Linked DNA regions of Homo sapiens: all the other regions are linked to region 3. Evidence: chromatin loops called from intact Hi-C (ENCODE). Cell type or tissue: Calu3. All regions are shown on one strand. Region 1 holds the start of MIR6082 (microRNA 6082). Region 2 overlaps GALNTL6 (polypeptide N-acetylgalactosaminyltransferase like 6). Region 3 overlaps LOC124900869 (a long non-coding RNA gene).

What was found. Peaks named below come from ENCODE experiments on the same cell type or tissue, not always from the same donor. Only the 100,000 strongest peaks of a DNase experiment are listed, where the experiment ranks them.
Region 1: it touches region 3 in a loop (18-fold over the local background); 5 of 110 quality-filtered maps call a loop at or near these places.
Region 2: a loop joins it to region 3, with 8 times the contacts of the local background. A loop is called at or near these places in 11 of 110 quality-filtered maps.

The regions. Positions count from the first base shown.
Region 1 is chr4:171,181,994-171,189,993 of GRCh38, reverse strand. It overlaps MIR6082 (microRNA 6082), which reads right to left and starts at 3,810; the gene lies at 3,702-3,810. In Calu3, no CTCF peak of the experiment used is centred here; a DNase peak (open chromatin) is centred at 3,083.
Region 2 is chr4:172,198,043-172,206,042 of GRCh38, reverse strand. The region is part of intron 2 of GALNTL6 (polypeptide N-acetylgalactosaminyltransferase like 6); the gene reads right to left. Among named protein-coding and RNA genes, the nearest start is that of GALNTL6, 390 kb to the right of the region's middle. In Calu3, no CTCF peak of the experiment used is centred here; no DNase peak of the experiment used is centred here.
Region 3 is chr4:170,986,288-170,994,287 of GRCh38, reverse strand. LOC124900869 (a long non-coding RNA gene) reads right to left here. Exons shown (of 2, transcript XR_007058486.1): 2 at 1-551. Among named protein-coding and RNA genes, the nearest start is that of LINC02431, 50 kb to the left of the region's middle. In Calu3, no CTCF peak of the experiment used is centred here; a DNase peak (open chromatin) is centred at 3,127.

The sequences.
Region 1 (8,000 bases), 200 kb before region 3:
CAGGAGTCTTCAGATATGGGAAAGGACAAGGAACAGATTATCCTCTAACCTCTTATGGGAGTGTAGCCCCACCTTGAATTTGGCTCAGTGAAACTGACTTCAGACTCTGCCCACTGGAGCTGCGAGAGAATACATTTCTGTTGTATTAAGCCACCAAGTTTGTGGTAATTTGTCATAGGAGCCACAGGAAACTAATAAGTTATTCATTTTTCTGTTCACCATGTCCAAGAATTCTTCTACCTTCTTGAACATTTAAAACCTATAATAGCCATTTTAAGAAAATTATCTATTTGTTAAAGTATCTGTTAGTCTTTCATCTGATTCTATTGACTGAGTTCTCTACTGATAAAATAGGTTATATATTTCTACCTATTTGACAGGGTAGTACTTTTTTTGTTAAGTTTACTAAGGTATAACTTTTGACTGGACATCTCATATTGTGGATTTTGGTTGCTGAGTCCTGCATTTTTTTGAATTTTATTAAAATACTTTTGAATTTTGATCTGGCACACTGTTATGCAATTTGAGGATCAATTTTCCTCTTTGGAGCCCCACTGTTAGGCTTTTTTTATCGCAGGCCCAGAGCCATCTTTAGGACTATTTGGCCTCACCTCAAGAGCAAGTCTTTATGCCCAATCTCTGTGCGACATAGAACTCTCCAACCTTGCTGCTGAGAAGTGAACTTCCAGCCTGATGTGGATTATTTGGCCTTTGTTTCCACCAGTTCTTTCCTGTCCTCTCACATTTGCACCTTTCACCATCCAAAGATTCAATATAAGTCTCCATAGCTCTTTTTCTTTCTCTTTATGTAGCTTCCTCCTTTCCAAACCTTTTGTCAGGAATTCTTCATCAGCCTCTCAAATTCTGATTCCCAAGCTGTTGCGATTCTCCAGTCCTGAGCTATCCCTTGGAAAATGAAGCTGGGAAGAAATCTGGTAAAATAATAGGGCTCCCTTTCTTTTTGTCAGGGTTTATAGCCCTGCACTGCCTGTTGGTCAATGTCTGAAAACTCTTGCTTGAGTTTTTGTTTGTTTTTCCCAGTTGTTTGTGGCAAAATGGCAAATTTCCTAACAGCTAATACTTAACGGACAGAAGTAGAAGTCTTTCTTTCCCTTTTTTTTTTTTTTTTTTGTTGTTGTTGTTGTTCTCATTTTCATTAAAGAAACCATAAGGTATTTATAGGGAGGAGGAAAAGCATTTAGATGATTATAGCATTAACATGAAAATAAGCAGTCAAATTAATATAATAATATCCTAGAAGAAATAGAAGAAGATGAGACAGTAATGATAATAACTATAATTGATTTAAGACTCAATATGTGAGAGGTCAGCTAATGCAATATACACCAATTGGTTTCCCAAAAAGGCACTGAGGAAAAGACAGACTTTTATTTACAAGTAATTAGATAAGTCTTAGGGTATATAAAAGCATACATTTATGTTGTAAATAAATAAGGATTAGAATTGAGGGAGAAAGACAGTATAGTTAAAATAAGAGTACCAGCAAGTGATTATGATGGATCTTTTTCATTTTCTTCCAGTAATTAGTATCTAATCCTTCTAATTTTGACGAGTTTCTCAAGCCGATTCCATCAGTATCAGCAGCCTCTGTCTCAATCTAAAATGTTTAATCCTATGTTGCGATACATAGATTTGCGCATTACTGCATAATGCCAACTTTATTAACAGCATTGACTTTTGTGGCATATGCTGTATTCATCAGGTTCCACAAGTGTATAAGCCTGTCAGTCGTTTCCCTGTGCTGACCAGTAAGCCATCAATGTCAAAGACACTGGCTCAGTAAAATGCAGAAGAATCCACTGGGGTTTGTTATCATTGGGGCTCAGGCCGCAGAAGCAATACAAAGTCTTTCAGTAACAGAGAATGATGGATATTTAGAAAGGATATCTAATATATATAGCTACATAAAACATTAACACATCAGTGTTTAGTTAGCACTAAAAGTAATATTTATATTTATTGTAGACTCATGAAAAGAATGAGATTTTTATGAGAAAATGAAGTTTTATATCCCTAAAGCTTTAAAATTTGGATTGGAACAGTTAAAGGAAATTCATTATTAAAAGATGTTTAAAATGCAAAATCAAACAAAGGTGAGTCATCATGGGTCAGCCAAGCAGAGAATGAACTAGATTAACTCATTAGATCTTTTAGAAGTTATGACAAAGATGGAGAACATTTTGTATAGGAGGTCAAATTTCAAGGTATTTCTATTCACACATATTACTGATACTCCAGATGAATTGGGGACCATATATTAATAACCATTTTGCTCCAATGAAGGAGAAAACGTGAGACAATGGTATTGTAATAGGTAGAATAGTGACCCTTCAAATATGTCCACTTCCTACTCTCTGGAACCTGTGAATGTGTTAGCTTACATGGAAAAAGCGTGTTGCAGGTGTGACTAAGTAAAAAACATTGAGATTATCCTGATTTATCCTTATAGGTATAATGTGATCATAAAAGCTCTTGAAATTAGAATATAAAAGCTGGAGAGAGAGTCCAAGAACCAGAGAGATAGCAGCATGAGTATTGAGCCCCACTTTGCTGATTTTGAAGATGGAGGAACAAAGCCATGAGACAAGTAAATCACCACCTCTAGAAGCTGGAAAAACACAATGAAATAGATTTTTTCCTAGTCTTCAGAAAGTAACGCCACCTGCTGTTATCTTTATCTTAGCCCAGTGAGATCTCTGTTGGACTTCCAATCTACAGAACTGTGAAATAATAAATTTGCAGAGTTTTCTTAAGTCGCGAAATTTGTGGTAATCTGTTATAGCAGTAATAGAAAACTTAGCATCACCATACCAAGGAAGATAAGACATGTGGTTCATCAATGCAATCAATATATTTAGAATAATCCAGGGAAACTATTAGTTTCCAGGAAATGTTTGCCTTTGTTATCTCTATTTGTTGAGATTTATCATAAGATAGTGTATTAATCAATACCATTATAGCAACAAATGGCCCCAATACCTCAGTAGCTTTCAACAGAAAGCTATACGTGTTGCTCAAATTATAGGTAGGCTGTAGATGAGCTATGACTCCATGCCAGGTGGCGCTCTGGGTCTTCACATTCAGGGAACCAGAGAAAAGAAGCTCTATTTATGAGACATGTCCATTCTCATAACAGACATAAAGGGGAAGGCACCTCTGCTCTGGGGTAGTGTGCAGAGAATTTACTCAAATTCAATTGACCAATTCATGTCATGGGATGATTACATAAACTTGTCTTCCAGTTTTAACTAGACATGTTAGGTGAAAATTACCAGTGCCCTCTAAAGAAGTAAATATTAAGCACAACAGAATTTCAAGAGAATAACAAGAGATCACTGCTCCGTTTAAGGGAATGGGTGAAACAGGGGTTTCACTAACTTCCCATATAAATAACTCCTTCTGGCCAATGCACAAGGAACATGTTTCCTGGGATTTGATAGACTATTAAAGATTAAACAATACGGTTCCTCTGATTGCTTCTGTTGTATTTGATGCAGTAGAGCCTATGAAGCAACAATAGGTGAAGGGGAACTGGCATGCCCTTGAAAACCTGGATAATAACTTATCTTCCATTCTAATGCAGGAGGACAGTCAAGCACAATTTTCATTCATGTGGAACAGAAACCCATTTATGACAGGGTCTGCTCAGCTCAGGAAGAGTTAAGGACTGTAGTTGTCCATATGACAAATATAGCCCAGTCAATGAATCCAGCTAAAATCCAAGACCCGATCCAGTCTGTGGACTTTCTCAGAATTAAGTGGACTGGATCAACCAGACGTATTCTTCAAATTGTGAGAATTACATTGTTCTCTTGCACAGATTCTGCCAATCAACATGAAGCTCAGAGACTACCCATTTTCCAGGTTTTGAAAAGATAATATTTTTTATTTAAGAATCCTTCCAAGCCCTGTTCACAAAATCAATAGAAAAAATATCTGAATTTAAGAGAGGTCCTAAAGAAAAATAATCATTAAAAGACTGGTGGAGATTAGTGGCACAGTCTACATAAAACTTTATGATTCAATTGTTTAGTTGACATTAGAAATATCTGCAACTGCAACATTGCAGACCAGCATCTGTGGTATATATTGAAATGGGATGCTCAGTGAATACCTCTTAGTATTTTTACTCCAAAAATGCCTGAGGAAGCTGCTGTTAAAAGCCAAAAGTAAAACATGGCTAGAGTCTTACTGGGTGTTGGTCAAACCAGATTGTATTAATGGATGACTATAGACCTCTATCAGTAGGCAGAAAATATGATATGTGAGTATTAATTGGGATCAAACTCTATTTTCCTGTAGAGTTCACTCATGTTGTCTGGAGCAACACCATGAAAACAAGTAAATATTTCAAATAAAGAATTAGCTATCAATTTAGCCCATCTGGATATTTTTCTCTGAATCACGGTACAGTATGCATTTCACTGTTTTGAAAGTAGAAAATAGAAAAAAAACAGGGAAACAATATTACACAAATTTTACTTAACAATCTCAGAGCAGAAGCCTCATTGAAAATTAGAATGAATAATTAAAATCTTTGTTTCACAATGGAAGCGTGTTTTGAACAGAAAGTGACAAATGGAGATCTAATTCCTAAACTGTGCATCCTACACATATAACAATTTTTTGTTTGGTACAGTGTTCTATGCTCAAGGTTAAACTTACCTTTATCAGAAAAGCTGAAATCAATACTCAAGACACAATATTGATTACTTCGAAGTTGCTTGTTCGTATTCCTAAAGGCATTTTGTAGGTGAGCAGTATCTTTACTGCCTTGAAGCATCAAGGCAGCTCCATTGCCAAATAACACTGCCTGTTTTGTTATTTCTTTTTTGTTGTTGTTGTTTGTTTTTGTTATTTTACCAGATATGTAGCACCTATGCTGAAATAGAAACTCCAATTATGGGGAAAAAGTCTGGGTCAAAACAGGTAATAAATGTGGAAAAAGGGGAGAAGACATGTAGATGGCAAAGACAGTCACAAGTTAATCTAATCCCAAGGAAGGATGTAGTTACATAATTCCCCATATTAGCCTTGCAGAGCAAGAGAATAAACTCAGTGCTCTTTCTTAGATCTGGTACTGAGTAATAGCCAGTGCTGAGAGAAATCCTAAACTGGTTACCTCTGGAGAAAGGAGATTGGATTTCTACTGATCTTCAGTAGAAATTCTACCTGGTGAATCTGAGGAAAAGACGGTATGTAGCACACTCTGATGACTCAAGGTCAAGTCAATGGGATAAAGTGAAAGATGCTGTGGAGTTGATCTTCTGTCATCCTTGAGATCATAAATCAAGACAATATATGATTCAAACAGCTGCCTGGGTGTGATATAAAGCAAACTGTGGCTGCCTGTTGAGTATGTCCCAATTTGTATGATCGTTTGATTAAGTTAAAAGTGAATTTCATGGATTTCATCTAAATAAAATCGAAATGGAACCTGAATAACTTCAAAGATGTTAGGCATGGATGTGATTGTGAGATCTGACAGGATAGATATTTTCCCTCCAGAAGCAGACAAAAAAAAAAAAAAACTTTTATGGGAAGCCTTTTAGTATACCCAGCTGAAGCTATATTTGGAGGTAGAAAAAAAACCATTGACAGTTGTTAGATATCCAATGTTTGGATGTTCAGATCATTTTCCTAAATTGTACGGTTGTTTAAATGTACAATGAAACAGAATATGAGGTAACTTGTTCAGCAGCTGCCCAGGAGATAGCAAGAGTTTAGTGAAGACGTTAGGAGTTAGTCATGCTATACTAAATGAGGCTAAAAAATATTACTAGAGGCTTTTTGAAGGGAAAACTTTTTAAACTAAAGGGAATTAGAAGCGGCTCTCACAATAGAAAGATAACACCATTTTAATAGAATAGAATGATCAATAATGATTGTATTTTCACTTCTGAACTATTCTGGGAGTAGTCCTAACCTCCCCCAGGGATAACTATTAGATATTCAAATCACAATGAAATTTGATTTTTTTTGGAAAGCTTTCTGGTAAAGGGCCTTACAGAGCCAAGTCAAAGACATATACCTACGGGGAAACTTTGGTAACCTTAGGTTTTGGTAAGTCATCACGAATACTATGGCTTTCATTGTTTTCCAATGACTCAAACACCTCAAGTTGGAATGATTTGCATCTTCTTTTTATTTTATGCTATTACCTATATCCTGGAACTTGTTGTGCAAGAGGATAGAAATGAAGGAAAAGGGAACCACTCAGTGTAATTTCTTGGGGGATAGATGGACAGTGTTACATAATTATGATGACACAGAAGCTGGTGTCCATGAAAAACCTATACAATGCTATCTGGAATATAGATATGTCCACAAACCAGATAGAATATAGGATTAGCTGAAAAAAAGTCTCTGTTCACACTCCCGTCATTGCTAATATGGAAAAATTTGCTTCTGTTGGGAAATGATGAAATATATTGCTGTAATCTTAACTGACATATAGTGTGAAAAATACTAATCTATTTGTCATAGAAACCTGGTAACAGAGTTTTAAGTTATTTCGCCTGAAAATCTGAGTTGTGCATACCATAACCTCAGGATAAGAAAATATTTTGGACGCTAAGATTAAGTCTTGAATTGCTATAATGTCTGTAGAAACCAACTGAAGTGAGTTTGGCCTTATGAAGATTACATACCCAATAGAATGCCTCCAACATATAAAAGTTTCAATAATTATGTGTAACAGTTGATAAATTGTAACTCAACTTACAAAAGAATATCAGTATACCCATGAAGGATTATAAATAACAATTTACATGTTTTGTAGGGGAAATTTCTCCTCCCCTTTGTAAAACAAATTCTAGTGATCACTTATGTCTTAATGGCCTGTGTCATATATTTGCTACTCTTACTGGAAGGAAGCACCCACAGGAAACAAACAAGATGGTTCATTCTACTCCTTTGACAACATAAATTCAAGTGAACCTAAGGGTTAGTAGACTTATGAAATTTGTGACCAGGGTCCTTATCTATGGAAGGTTCTAAACAGAGTATTTCTGACTAATGATTTTAGGAAGTAAATAAACCTAGAATCTATAGCTTAGTGGGTTCAACTCCCACAAGCTTCAGTATAAAATTGGGATATTGATAAGCTAATCATTATCCACTAAGTGAGGGGAAGTGACATCCCACTTACCTTCTTACAAACCTCATCTAGTCTAGGTTTCAAAAAGTAATTTCCGCTGTGGGGATGATGAACCTGAAGCCTGCATTTCATGTCTCAGATGACTTTCTGCTTCACAGAAGCATGTCCATTGCCTGCATTTTGGAATTAGTTCTAAAATTTGAATAATGGATAAAATATTGGATTCTATGAATCTCTGATTTTACAGTCATATCTTCATATCTCTTTCTTAGCTCGGTAGCACTTCTTAAATCTGTGGATTTTTTTTTTTTTTTTTTTTTTTTTTTTTTTTTTTGAGACAGACTCTTGCTCTGTCACCCAGGCTGGAGTGCAGTGGCGCCATCTCGGCTCACTGCAAGCTCCTCATCCTGGGTTCACGCCATTCTCCTTCCTCAGCCTCCCTAGTAACTGGGACTACAGGTGCCCGCCACCATGCCTGGCTAATTTTTTGTATTTTTAGTAGAAACTGGGTTTCACCGTGTTACCCAAGATGGTCTCTGTCTTCTGACCTCGTGATCCACCCGCCTCAGCCTCCCAAAGTGCTGAGATTAGAGGTGTGAGCCACCGCGCCCGACCAAATCTATGGATTTTTAAAGATCAGTTTAAGAAAATTCTTAGCCACTAGGTGTTTCTTACACTCTTTTCTGCTTTTCTTTTTTTTTCTTTTTGCATCCTTTTTTTCCTTCCCCATACTAAAGTATAGAGACATCATCTGACATATCATTAAGTTTTCAGCTATGCTTAATTCACTGTTAACTATATCCACTGATTATTTAATTTCATTTATTGTAATTTTATTTTAGAAATGTTGTTTCCTCTTTTTAATTGTATCTAGTTTTCT
Region 2 (8,000 bases), 1.2 Mb before region 3:
TGAAATACATGGCATATGTACATATTCTTTCCCTGCTCTACAAACACCAGGTAGACCTCTGAGTAGGTAGTGGGAAAACAAAGAATGCATTTTTCACCTAGTTTATATTTTCAATCCATTGATGGGAGACTTGATGGAGATGCCAAAACAACAAGGCATAGAACTTACTGCTGAGAGCTCAGAAAGGAAAAACTATGTGATGAGATCTCCGGAACAAAGATTTCCAAGTAAAGAACAAACATTATGGTAACTTTTCTGATAAAATTGCCTGTGCACTTCAGAGGGAACTTCTGCATGTAAGAATGGGACTGGAAATAGGAAGAGATTATGGAACAAAGACTTCCAGGCAAAGAACAAACATCGCAGTAGCTTCTCTGATAACACTGCCTATGCTCTTCAGAGTGTACTTCTGCATGTAAGAATGGGACTGGAAATAGGAAGGGATTATGGAACAAAAGGATGAGAGTCTTTTCTTTGTCAGAACTGTCCTTTGACCTAGCTTTTAATATCCTGGATCTAATAATACTGTAGATTACCAAGATGTCATTTCAAAGACTGTGTGGTCCGGATTGGCCTCTGTCAGCTTTTAAGTCGCTCAGGACACTAAAAGGTCATATCTCTCCCAAAAAAGTGGACTCTAGCACAAGTCCCAGTCTATGTAAAGTTCATCTTTGTGTCCATGTTATTACATCTCACACCACTAGTTCAGGCTTTCATTTGGAGACTTTTCTATACTAAATTTGCTATTATGGAATTTTTCCTGAAAAATTTTGCAGATCCTTGCTTTTTAACTGATTTTATTGTTTGTGGTATCTATTTATCCATTTATCAAACTTTTCAGATGTTTTATCCTTTACATTTGTTACCAAAGGCGCAAAGATGAATATAATGTGTGTGATTAAAAAGCTCAAATTCTAGTGTTGGAGAAAACATATAAAGCACCAATGTAGTGTATCTAGGGGTTCTTAATTAGCTGAATATGCACATTTGGATTAAGAAAAGAATAAATCATAACTTTTAGAGAACTGAAAATTAACATTTTATTTAGACTAAATGCAGACCATAAGCTACAGTAGAATTAGTAGTACCTGGGACTTCTTCATCAATAGAAATTGTAAATATTGTGATCTCACATTACAGTTGATACAGCTGTATAGAAACATTGTTTAGTTCATGTCTTCTTTAAATTAAGATAGTTATTAACTATCCCTAGATCTTGTTATTTAATGAGTTGGCAAAGGAGCACAATGACTACTGCTTCACAAATTGACTTTTTAAAATAGTTTGATAACTCTATTCTGTTTTCTTCTCTTTGTAATCACAAAACATTATTCTCAAAAGGGTTCATAAATTTTACCAGATTGTCATGTCTCTGTCCAAGAACCCCTGGTCTAAGGTGACAATATAATTTATCATGCAAACTAAGACACTTTTGAAAATGAAAGGAAACACCCTTAATAATTATAGAATACACAATATTATTAAAAATATGTTTTGGAGTTTACCTATCTTAGCTCCAAATTAAAATTATAATTGAGATAAAAGACATTATTACCTATGAATAAACATAAACAATCAGAAACAGTGATAATGTGAGGATTGAAGGAGACCACTGTGTTCTCTCTGCACTCAGACTGCCATGTGCCCCTTCTTTCAGTATCAGACAGGTTGCATCAATGTGTTCATACTGAATCTTTAATGATAGAAAAGACTTACACTGTCACAATGCACTGCAAACTTGAGCAAACTACCTTTCAGTTATTACATTGACGCAGTTTTAAAAAAAGGACTATCATATATAAATGTATTTTGGTATTCTCTTATTTTGATTTTTTTAGGTATATTTTTAGTACAAACATCTTTCATTATATATAGCAAACAACCTAGTAAACTTCACAATTTCTGAATTCTAGTAATATAAGGTCTCACATAATTTTTAATTGATAGATAAATATATTGTAGAATCTTCACATTAACTTAGTTAAAAAAATTCTGTTGGCCGGGTGCAGTGGCTCATGCCTGTAATCCTAGCACTTTGGGAGGTTGAGGTGGGCAGATCACCTGAGGTCGTTAGTTCGAGACCTGCCTGACCAACATGGAGAAACACCGTCTCTACTAAAAATACAAAATTAGCCAGGCATGGTGACACATGCCTGTAATCCCAGCTACTCGGGAGACTGAGGCAGGAGAATCACTTTAACCCAGGAGGCAGAGGTTGTGGTGAGCCAAGACTGTGCCATTGCACTCCAGCCTGGGCAACAAGAGCAAAACTCCACCTCGAAAAAAATAAATTATAAAAAAAAATCTGTCAAGATGCCAAACAACAAACAATCAGTTTCATAGAGAAGGAAAATATCATGAATTTTAGAGTAGATGGGTCTGGAGGTCAAATGAAGCCACATATTAGCAATAAAGTCTTGGGAAAATGATGTAATATATTTGAACCTGATTCCTGCCTTGCCTCCCAGGTTAAAAATGGAGGAAGAGTTGGAAGGATTGAATGACATACTATAGAAAAATTCCTTAGAAATGGGTACATCTTTTATGAGATTGATACCCTATAACAAAGGTCTGTAATATTTAATTTTAATTTTTCAAATACTTTTTAAAATACCGCCATCGTTTCTGAGATCTTCATACTGAAAACCTTAAAGACACCTTCAGTTTTTAAGTTTCCGCTGCCAAATTTGACAAGTATTTTTACCTCTTTCTTGACAAAGCTTACATATTCTTCCCTTTCTTTGCATTTTCTCAACAATTACTGAAATACCAGTGCTCATACCTTATAAATTATTGCAAACAATTCCTAATTTATCTTCTCCCATAACAACATAACCAATATAGCTATATGGTCACATTTTTATGTCCTCATTCTATCATGCTAAAAAATGTTTTACCCTTACAGTGCTGTTTAGTCTGAACTTCAAATCTCAACACAAACACTGCCTATTTTTATTTAGCCAAATGTACACATTTTAATATTGACCAACTCCATTGTCAAAGTATACACAGGACTTTTAGTTCCTAAACTCTATTATTTGTAAACTATACTATCTGTAATCAAATTCAACTTAAACATATTGTTTTCCTCTCAATTTTTTTCAATTGTTTTCCTCTCAAGCCTAATTTTGATTTTGCTATCAAAACTCAATTAAAATGTTTTTCAATTAGCCTTATTTAAATAACTTTCATGTAGAAATCATCCATTTTGTGAAAATGTGTTTACAATATATAACTCTATTATATATTGTATAGTAGGTGTGTGGTTGCTGATGTTTCATAATAATTCATTACATCAAGAAAATGGGTTGAATGGGCCAAATAATCCCCTTTGGGTTTCCTACTGGCACTGAGTATTTGCAATTCAAGGACACTGCCACTAGATGGTAATCACAGACCACACTGATTTCACAAGTACATTACCTAGATACTTATTTTGGGGATAATGCCCCACATGAAGCTATTTTTTAATCTTTCTACCCAATATAATTATCTATATATCCATCTCATCTACCTATATGTAAGTATGTATGTCAATATTTGTGTTTCTATATACACACATATTTGATCGTATATGAAATAATTATTTCAACACTAATATTACACTATCCAAAAACTTAAGGAATAATAAACATATTGAGATATTCCTATTTTTCATTCTTTTATTTATTTATTTACTTACCCAATACAAAATTTAATTTTAAAGACATTACTGCTCATCACACTAGTTTCAGCTTTTTCTATTAGAAAGCATCATTTGCCTTAATCTCAGGTTACAGTTTCAAATTACTGTGCTCATCATACCTAGAGACTCAGCAAAGTCCATGCAATTACAAAGAAACTGGCAAATTTTAAACCACCAGTCTCGTTACAATTATGCTTTGAGGAACTGTGAGTATAGGAAGCACAACCTCTTTAAGTAAGTAAGCAAGATATCTACATTTACATGAGATGATATTTTTCACTAATGCCTCACTCTTTTCCCTCATGGTTTGAACTAAATTAAGGTGTTCTTCCATATGATGGTTAACGTGCTTTTGAATTCTGGAAAGGGTGGCAAGGCATCAAGAAGCAGAGCTAGTCTCATCACTTCTGCAACTATTTCCCCGCCCATTTCTTGGTGTCATTTCTAGCCTAGGTTGAATTGGCATCAAGTGAGAACCTACCATACCCCTCTGTTTCTGCAGGAGAGTGCTGGCTGACAGAATGCCAGTTGGACATTGTGGCTGATTATCATTGCCTTTTGATAATTACCAGCACAATTAAGGCACTTAATGTCATAGTTTTCTTTTGCTGTAATTGCCATTTTATGTGCACTATTTTATTGCCTCAACTAGTTTGCAAATTCCACAACAAATATTCTATCTTTCAGCTCCTATAGCAACTAGGGAAGTACTACAAAAATATTTTAACAAATCTTAAAATTAAACAGTTTATCTGTGTTTCGTTTAATAACAACAATACCAATAGAGACCTTTACGAGTGCCAACCAACTATTCTTATTAAAAACAAAAACAAAAAACAAAAAAAAAAAACTAGTCCCGGTGCCGTGGCTCATGCCTGTAATCCCAGCACTTTGGAAGGCTGAGGTGGGCAGATCATGAGGTCAGGAGATCAAGACCATCCTGGCCAACATGATGAAACCCCATCTCTACTAAAATACAAAAAATTAGCCAGGCGTGGTGGCGTGCACCTGTAGTCCCAGCAACTTGGGAGGCCGAGGCAGGGGAATTGCTTGAATCCCAGAGGCGGAGGTTGCAGTGAGCCAAGATCGTGCCACTGAACTCCAGCCTGGGGACAGAGCAAGACCCCGTCTCAAAACAACAAAACAAAACAAACAATAACAAACAAACCAAAAAAAAAAACAACTCCCAACTAAAGCATTAGGGAACAATTCTGTCCACTTAATTTCATAAAACTTGTTTTGGTTCCAGTTGTTTCAGTGTTTAACAAAGAGTTTTTTCCTTATGTATCGTTTTTAAGGGAAATAATGTATTGAGATAAAGTGAGCACTTTTCAGCTTCTCTTTCATAGAGCATACTATTTACTAACAATAATAAAGCTTGCTTTCCATTGGTAAATTTTGTTAAATTATCAGTTCATGAGTAAGTACCCAGCATTGCATTAAGCTCTTTTTAAAGTGATAGTTTATTTTTGCAACACTTTGGAGTCTGTGTTATAATTACCAAATTATCTGATTAAGAATGTATTTTGCAAAGCATAACTCACCCTGTAACAATTCACGTGTTACTACTTATGTTATTCTCCTCTAACCAAAAAACAAAAGTTAAGGACAATCACTTACTGCCTATGGTTCACTGGCTAAACAAAAACATAAATAAGGTAGATGTTGTCACACATTTACTAATGTGCTTGTTTATTCAGATATAGTATTCAGAAATAAAATGAAGCAAAATAAAATTATATTATCTACTACATAAAGTCTAAATTCTATCTTGCCATCTGCATCAGTGCACGGTTTCAAATGGCATTTGGTTATAAAGAACACAATGGATTATGCAGGCAATATTTTCTGGTGCCACTTGTTTGTTTCATTCCACAACTTGCTTTTCATATTGCTGACGTTTGTATTCATGGAAATAATTAGTCCCAAACATCAGAAAAGCACCGTTCGTGATTTACAAATATATATAAATGATTCAAGGTAATCGAATTTCCTTAATGCAGGTAAAATCAATGTCTAGCCATGAGCAGCAGTCCTAAAACTCCAACTTTAAATTAAACATAATTAAACTGGAGTATTTTAACAAGGGAAAAATTTCAAGTTTGAGGGTGAATTTGTTATGTCCATTGGAACACTTATTAGTGAAACATCAATAAAATGGGATATAATTCAAGCAGACTTTCCATTAAACCTATACTGCATCTAGAATACATTGAACTGACAGTTTCATCTAAATTACTGATGATTTTGAGGACATTAACTATTGGGATAAATAGCTAGTGATTGCATTTCCCCAGATTTTTTATTGCCAATTAGAATTTCAAAGTTACTTAGCTTCTCTATATGTGTAATTCCTCATTTCTAAAATTAAAGAATTTGGAATGATGTTTTTTAAGGGCTCTTAGATTCCTCCAAATCTACTGTCATCTGAATTATTTGGAAATAATAATTCAAATGAGGTATATGGCTAGTTGCCTGCATTAGAAATTGAAGGAAAAGTCTTTCTAGAGTATGTCAACAATCTAAAATACTATTTTACTTTTGAATGCCTTAGGACTTTCCCACTATTTAAAACAAGCAAGCAAGCAAACAAACAAACAACAACAACAACAAAAAATCTTTCAAAGTAAATATGATCTATTTACCAGGAGTTTAAAAAAAGTCATTGTCAACTTTATCTTGCAATGAGGAACCCCACAATTCTATGTCTTCAGTCTTCAATTTTCTTTAAACATAAGATATTCCACTGATGTTTGATTCAATGCCTGTGTTGTGTCTGTCACTGGAAATCCACAGTGAATGAGATGAGAGTCTGTTATCAAAGAACTCAAAACTTACTGGGAAAGACAGATTATTTTACACTAATTACAAGTCAAATGGTGAGAGAATTATCTAAAACAGAAGCACAAAATTTGTGAGATAAAATAGATCTGACTGAAAATGATCACGAAAATAATTTGCAAAAATATCATGTTATATATTTGATCTAAGCACGAGGAATAATAACTGCTAAAATTTACTGAGATGGTCTTTTTGTCAGATAATCACTAAGCATTTTTTGTATATTGTACTAAAAAAATTCCACAAAAATCCTATTAAATAGGCACAATTCTTATTTTACCCATTTAATAATGAAGAACACAAAGAGAAGTGACAAGAAGAAAATAGATTTGTTTATTTGCTCAACAAACACTGATGAAATGCTTACTCTATGGGACCTCTTTTTTCAGGAGTGGAGGATAAAACGGTGGCTACCACAGTCTGCTCTCAAGGAATCCAACAGGGGTCACAGGTGGTAACATGCATAGAAACAAACTTTGGTTACAGCACAGTGTAGTCAGTGTACTAAAGGGTAGAATGCCAACAGTAGTAAAAGCAGGGGTTTCCTGGAGGAAGTGATATCTAAGGAACTGAAAGATGATTAGGAGTTGGCTATCATTAGAGAGAAGTGAAGTACTAAATAGCCAAAATTTAAAAAAAAATACATTTTGGGAATTATAGTAGTACATTATGGCTGGCTAGTACATGCACTACGTTAGTAAATTAGCACATTGTGGTTTGGGTTTGATGCTGGGAGAGGCAAGTAGGCACTGGATTTTAAAGCATCTCTAAGAAGAAGGATTATATGTTGTCTTGGTTGACCAGAACAGTCCTATCATAATTATTGATAGCACCTCTTGTCCCCAGATAATTACTTACTGGCAACACTTTTAACTCTCAAAATTTTCCTGCTAAGTGATAAAGTATATGTTTAGGTTGTTTGACCTTTTTGTGAGGGCACTGGAAACCACTGGTGGTATCTCATTTTGGTTTTGATTTGCATTTCTTTAATCATCAGGGATCTTGAGCTTTTTTTCATGTTTGTTGGCCACATAAATGTCTTCTTTTGAGAAGTTTCTGTTCATACCTTTTGCCCACTTTTTAATGGGGTCTTTTTTTTTTCTTGTAAATTTGTTTAATTTCCTTGAAGATTCAGGACATTAGACCTTTGTCAGATAAATAGATTGCAAAATTTTCTCCCATTATGTAGGTTTTCTGTTTGCGCTGATGATAGGATTTTTGTTTTATTTTTTTTTTTGATGTGCAGATCTTTAGTTTAATTAGATCCCATTTGTCAATTTTTGCTTTTGCTGCAATTGCTTTTGACATTTTCATGACAAAATCTTTACCTGTGCCTATATCCTGAATGGCGTTGCCTAAATTTTCTAAGGATTTTATAGTTTTGGGGGTTTTGTTTGTTTGTTTTTTTGACAGAGTCTCACTCTGTTGCTCAGGCTGGAGTGCAGTGGCACAATCTTGGCTCACTGCAAGCTCC
Region 3 (8,000 bases):
TATTCCACATTTTCTTTATCCAATCATCTTTTGATGGAAACTTAGGTTCATTCCATGACTTTGTTACTGCGACTAGTGCAGTGATAAACATATGAGTGCAGATATATATATATAACAATTTCTCTTTCTTTGGGTAGATACCCAGTAGTGGGATTGCTGGGCCTAATGGTGGTTCTATTTTTACTTCTTTGAGAAATCTCTATACTGTTGTCCATAGAGGTTGTACTAATTCATATTCGCACCAACGGTGTATAAGTGCTCCCTTTTCTCTGCATCTTTGTCGACATCTGTGGTTTTTTGACTTTTTAATAATGGCCATTCCGACCGGTGTGATGTGGCATCTCATTGTGGTTTTAACTTGCATTTCACTGACGGTTAGTGATATTGAGCATTTTATTTTATGTTTCTTGTCCTCTTGTATATCTTCTTTTGAGAAATGTCTGTTCCTATCTTTTCCCCACTTGTTAATGAGATTATTTTTTCTTGTTGAGTTTAGTTCCTTGTAGATTCTGGATTTTAGTCCTTTGTTAGATGCATAGTAACAGGCATTCCTGAGGGAGAAAAAGAAGAAAAATTAAAATATCTGGAAAACATTCTGGATAGGATAATTCAGGAAAACTTCTCTAGTCTATCTAGAAGCATACTTCTTTAAATATGTTTCTTACCAAGAAGGTGAAAAGCTTTGTTGCAAACAGTGTTATTTCAGGGAGTGGATGTATCATATGTAATGAACTTGTCTTGAGATGCATAACAGCTCTGTGTAAAGGGCAAGCCCATTTATGCAATTCACAATACATACCCCCAGTGCTTTGGAACAAGGCTCTTCTTTGTAGCATAAACCACAAGGTTAGGTGACTGCACCTGTTCTCATAAGCTCAGATCTCTCAGATACACCATATCACAAGGTGAGACAGGTACAGCATCAATCTATCACACTATGAAAATAACATTTTGGGATCACACCAAGTAAGTCCAGAGGACAGAATTAATTTATGCAAATAGGTGGCTAGAATCCTATGCCACTTCTCACTTTAACACTGACTCCTCTCTAAATTTAGCATCTAATAGCTTCATAAACTTTCTTTATGATGAGTTGAAGAAAGAGAAAGAAAACTGGGACCAGGTTCGCAGGTGGTTCAGCTTAATGTGTTAATGGGACCAAAAAATACTGGAGCTGCATTAAGTGGCACTTAGGGGTGACTGTAAAGAAAAATAATGAAGGAACAAATCCTTCCTGTACACAGATTTATAAGTAGTGCACTTCGGCATTTACATTGTATATAGAGGGATGGTCTGAAATAAAGATATAGACTCTTGGTCAGTGGTAAATAGTAAATGATTGATTGGTCACTGGTATAGATTAAAAGATTCGAGACAAGCAGTTTGACGGAAGAGGTATTTTGGCTCAAAGTGCTCAGATGTTGTACCTTACGTCAATTTCCACCTGAGATCATTCATTACAGAGGAGACAGTTATCCAGTGATGGTAAGTCACCCTCTATCGTCAGCAACCCCAGTACTGCACAATAGGCCCATGATTAGGAAAGTCACAGTGGCAACATGTACTTCTTTTCACAAAATATTTTAAAGCAGCTGTTTCTACGAAATTCCAAAATTATTAAGTTGTATGGATCAAAGAGTTTGATGAAGGTCCAAGACATTATAATAAACAAACAGCCACTCAGTGGCAACTCGATTACACCAAACATCTTCCAAGTATAAAATTCAGATGTATCTGATATAATAAAATAAAATGACTCCATATAATATCAAAAGGAAACTTTGGTGAATTCCTCTGTAGAACAGAAGACTGAAAAACTTTTCTATGACTCAAAATCCTAAAAAAAAAAATAAAGGAAGAGTGAGGTTTCACGGAACTAAAATAAAGGGTAGGAGGAAGAAAGGAAGGAAGGAGGAAGAAAGAGAGAGAAAGAGAGAAAGATAGATGATAGATAAGGGAAAGAGAAAGAAAGAAGAGAGAAAAGGAGAAAGAAAATAAAAGAAAAAAATAAAAGTAATGAAAGAGGGTTTTCTGAAAGATGGATGACTAGATGCAACCAGGAAGTGCCACTCCCACGGAGAGGGACCGGAATTTTGACTAAACCAACATAATTTTAACACATTTTCAGAGAGAAAATGCTGAATGTGGATGGAAAAAGGATGCACACACCAAGCCTGAAGAGGAAGGAAGCTGGGAACCCCTGTCGGGTACCCAAATGGAAGGGCTGGCTACTGGCCCTGAATGGGTCCTGGAGAAGGGGTGAGTGAAGGAACTGGGGGACTGCCCACTCTCTCCATAGACCTCTGGTATCCTGGTTCCAGAGATTAGGTGGAGATAAGGCTTCAGCAGGTATGGAGTGATCTTTGTGCATAGGACAGCTTCTATGGAACCCAGCCATAAGTGCCATCCCCCAGGGCTCCCCATCTTCCTCTGAGCGACTTTGGCACCAGCTAATAGATGAACTGGAAGAAACAGGGCTGGCTTCCCTGCAGGGTTGGGGTACATCTGTCCTATAGGCCTACTTACCTGCCAGCCTCTCCCAGGCTCCTGCTTGGCCACTCTGCAAGAACATGTACACAATGCAGCCCCCACTACCCGGTACTGATGCTTTGCTCCATCTGAGTGCAACCTAGCAGACCAGGAGCCTTTCAGATCCTCCAGCACATCCAGAACTCAACCCTAAGTATCTGGAGCAGGGAGCTGAGAGCAGGTCCTGGTGCCTAAGAGCTCTGGCTCGTGATTCAGGAATACTAAGTTGGGATCGCTGCCCAGCACTTGAGGGAGGAAGGAGGCCACACCCCCATAAAACTAAGAGAGGTGAGTTCCACAGGTTGCAGGCTGTTGTGGGACCTGGTTGTGCCTCCCTCCACAGGGCTGGTCTAGTAAGAGTGTGACCTGTCTCCCTGAAAAACCTCTACCTAAGGGAGCCCCCACTCTGAAACGCCTAACAACAACAACAACAACAACAAAAAGTCAGACACAGTGCCAGTGATCGGAAGTGACCCAGGAGTGTAGCCGGTGAGAAAGTCACATCTCTCCTGCTCACAATACAGAGCACAGCTGCAAACCAGAAGATGCACAAAAGGCTCGTGCAACAGAGTAAGAGCCTATCTACTACTCATTGCTCACAAGCGCTATCTACTGGATCACAGTCCAAACTACAACAGCAAAAAGCAGCTGCTTCTCTCTCTTGGGAAGCCGAGGGCAAGAATTCAACAACAAAGACCCTGTACAGAGCATTATAAAAACTTTCAGAAGTAAAATAAACTGACTATACTCAATTTACCTACAGTTAAAGCAACACCAACCCTCCCAAATGAGAAATAATCGGTGTAAGAATTCTGGCAATTCAAAAAGCCAGAATGTCCCCTTACATCCAAACAAGCTTAGTAGGACTTCAGCAATGGTTCTTAACCAATCTGAAATGGCGGAAATGACAGATATGGAATTCAGAATCTGGATAGCAAGGAAGCTCATCAAGATTTGGGAGGAAGTGGAAACCAAATCCTAGGAAGCCGAGCAATCCAGTAAAATGATTCAAGAGCTGAAAGACAAAATAGTAATTTTAAGAAAGGCCTAAACTGAATTTCTTGAGTTGAAAATTCAATACAAGAATTTCATAATGCAAACAGAAGTATTAAGAGCAGAATGCATCAAGCTGAAGAAATAATTTCAGAGCTCAAAACTGGTTCTTCAAATTAACTCAGACAAAAATAAAGAAAAAGAATTTTATAAAATGAACAAAACCTCCAAGAAACATGTCATTATTTAAAGAGGCCAAATCTATGACTCGTGTGCATCCCTGAGAGAAAAGGAGAGAGAATAAGCAACTTGGAAAATATATCTGAGTTTATAGTTGATGAAATTTTCCCTAATCTCACTAGAGAGGTAGATTGCAAATTCAACAAATATAGAGAACCCCGGATATATACTATAAAAGATGACCCTCCCCAAGACACATAATTGTCAGATTGACCATGTTCAACACAAAAGAAAAAATCTTAAGGTCACCTAAAGACAAAGGTCAGGTCACATACACAGGGACCCCCATCAGGCTGCCAATAGATCTCTCAGCAGAAACTTTACAAGCTAGAAGTGATTGGGGCCTATTTTCAGTATGTTTAAAGAAAACACATGCCAACTAAGAATTTAATACCTCATTAAACTAAGCTTCAAAAGTGAAGGGAAATAAAATCCTTATCAGACAAGCAAATGCTAAGGGAATTCATTTCAACTAGACCACACTTATGAGAGGTCCTTAAGGGAGTGCTAAACTTGGAATCAAAAGAATGACACTTGCTACCACAAATAGTCACTTAAGCACATATCCCACAAACACTATAAAGCAACTACACAATTAAGTCTACATAACAACCATATAACAGCATGATGACAAGGTAAAAATATCACATATCAACACTAACCCTTAATGTAAATGAGCTAAACGCCCCACTTAAAACACATATGAAATGGCAATCTGGATAAAAAGATGAGAATCAATAGTGTACTGTCTTTAAGAGACCCATCTCACACATAATGACATCCGCAGGCTCAAAATAAAAAGTTGAATAAATATCTGCCCTGCAAACAGAAAATTTTAAAAAGCAGGAATTGCTATGTTTTATATTAGATAAAACAGACTTTAAACTTTTTACAATTAAGAAGCATAAAGAAGGACATTACATAATGATAAAGGGTATAATCCAACAAGAACTAACTATCCTAAATGTCTGCACACCCAGCATTGGAGCACCCAGATTCATAAAACAAGTTCTTCCTGACCTACATGAAGACTCAGACAACCACACAAAAATGGTGGGAAACTTCAAAAATCCACTGACAGCGTTAGACAGATCATTGTGGCAGAAAACTTACAAAGAAACTCTGGATTTAACTCAACACTTGACCAATGGACCCAACAGACATCTACAAAATATTTCACCCCATAACCATAGAATATACATTCTTCTGAATAAAATATAGAACATAGTCCAAGAAAGACCACATGCTAGATCATAAACAAGTTTCAATAATTCAAAAAAATCAAAATAATACCAAGCAGATGTTTGACCATAGTGCAATAAAAATGGAAATCAGTATTAAGAAGATATCTTAAAACTACACAGATATATAGAAATTAAACAACTTATCCTGAATAACTCTTGGATAAACTTTGAAATTAAGGCAGAAATCAAAAAAATCTTTGAAATTAATAAAAATAGGGGCATAACTTATCAAAATATCTGGGATACAGCTAAAGCAGTATTAAAAGGAAAGTTCATAGTGATAAACACCTTCACCAAGAAATTAGATAGACCTCAAATTAACATTCTAACTTTTTTCTAGTTTCTATCCTAAAGAAACTAGAAAAAAAAAACAACCTCAAAGCTGGCAGAAGAAAAGAAATAACTAAAATTAGAGAAAGGTTGAATAAAATTAAAATGTAAAAATTCATACAGAAGATCAATGAAAGCAAGTGTTTGTTCTTCAAAAGACTAAATAAAATTTATAGACCCCCCCCCCCACAGCTAGATTAACAAAGAAAAAGAAAGGCAAGACCCAAATAAACGCAATAGGAAATGACAAAGGTGGTATTACAACCAACCACATAGAAATACAAAAGAACCTCAGAGACTACTATGAATGACTCTATTCATACAAATTAGAAAGTCTAGAGAAATTCCTGAAAGCACAAAATCTCCCAAGATTGAATCATGAAGAGAATGAAACCCAGACTAGAACAATATTAAGTTCTAAAATTGAATCAGTAATAAAGATCTTAACAACCACAAGAGCTCTGGACCAGATGGATTCACAGCTGAATTCTACCAGACATACAAATAATTGATACCAATCCTACTGAAACTCTTCCAAAATATCGGGGAGGATGGGCTCCTCCCTAAATCATTCTATGAGCCAGCATCAGCCTGTACCAAAATCTGGCAGAGACACAATGAACAAAGAAAACTTCAGGCCCGTATCTTTGATAAATATATACACAATAGACACGAAAATCTTCAATAAAATATTAGCAAACCAAGTTCAGCAGCACATCAAAAAGTGAATTCGCTACAATCAAGTAGGCTTTATTCCTGGTATGCAAGCCTATTTCATCATAGACAAATCAGTAAATGTGGTACATCACATAAACAGAATTACAAGTAAAAACCATATGATTATCTCAATAGATGCAGAAAACGATTTCAATAAAAATAAATTTCCTTCATGATAAAGGCTCTCATCAGACTAGGCACTGAAGGAACATACCTCAAATAATAAGAACCATCTATGACAAACCCACAGCCAACATCTACGGAATGGGCAAAAGCTCTAACTACTCCCTTTGAGAACTGAAACAAGACATGCATGCCCACTCACACCACTCCTATTAATAGTACTGGAATACCTAGTCAGAGCAATCAGGCAAGAGAAACAAATTTTAAAAAATCCAAATAGGAAAAGAATAAATTAATCTCTCTTCACTGATTTGTTTCAATACCTAGAAAATCTTAAAGACCCTGCCAGAAGTCTTCTAGAACTAGAACTAATAACTGACTTTAGTAAAGTTTCCAAATACAAAATCAACGTACAAAATTCATTAGCATTTCTTTACAACAACAATGTTCAGGAGAGTGAAAAAATCCCACTTACAATAGCCACAAGGAAAATGAAATACCTAGGAGTACAGCTAATCAAGGAGGTGAAAGATCTGTACAAGAAGAACTAGAAAACACTGCTAAAAGAAATTAGAGACCACACAAATAAATGGAAAAATATTTTATGCTCATGGAGTGGAAGAATCAATATTGTAAAAATGGCCATACTGCCCAGAGCAATCTGAAGATTCAACACTATTCCTATCAACCTACCAATGTAATTTTTCACAGAATTAGGCAAAACTATTCTCAAAGTCAATTGAAACAAAAAAAATAGCCAAATAGCCAAAGCAACCCTAAGCAAAATGATCAAAACCAGAGGTATCACACTACCCTACTTTAAACTACACTATAAAGCTACAGTAACCCAAACAACATGGTACTGGTACAAAAACAGAGACATGGACCAATGATACAGATTAGAAAACTCAGAAATAAAGCCACACACCTACAACTATCTGATTTTTGTCAAGGCTGACCAAAACAAGCAATGGAAACGGACTACCTACTCAATAAATGATTCTGGGATAACAGGCTAGCCATATTCAGAAGACTGAAGCTGGAACCCTATCTTTCACTATATACAAAAACTAACTCAAAATGGATCCAATTTAAATGTAAGACTTCAACCTATAAAAATTCTAGAAGACAACTTAGGAAATACTCTTTTCAACACTGGCCTTGGCAAAGAATTTTTGCCTATGTCCTCAAAAGCAACACAATGAAAACAAAATCAGACAAATTGGACCTAATTAAACAAAAGAGCTTCTACACAGCAAAATAAACCATCAACAAAGTAAACAGACAACCTACAGAATGGGAGAAAATATTCACCAACTGTGCATCTGACAAAGGTCCAATATCCAGAATCCACAGGGAACTTAAACAAATCAACAATAAAAAAAAGAATAACCTCATTTAAAAGAATGGGCAAAGAACATGAACAGACACTCTCCAAAAGAAGACATACAAGCAGCCAACAAACATATAAATAATGCTCAGCATCATTGATCATTAGAGAAATGCAAATCCAAACTTGAAGAGGATACCATCTCACACCAGTTAGAATGGCTATTATTAAAAACTCAGAAAACAACAGATGCTGATGAGGCTGTGGAGGAAAGGAAATCCTTATACGCTCATAGTGGGGATGTAAATTAGTTCAGCCACCGTGGAAAGCAGTATGGAGATTTTTCAAAGAATTTAAGATAGTGTTGCCATTTGACCCAGCAATCTCATTAGTGGATGCATACCCAAGGGAAAACAAATCATTCTACCAAAAAGACACATTAACTTATATGTTCATTGTTACACTATTCACAATAACAAAGACATGGAATCAAC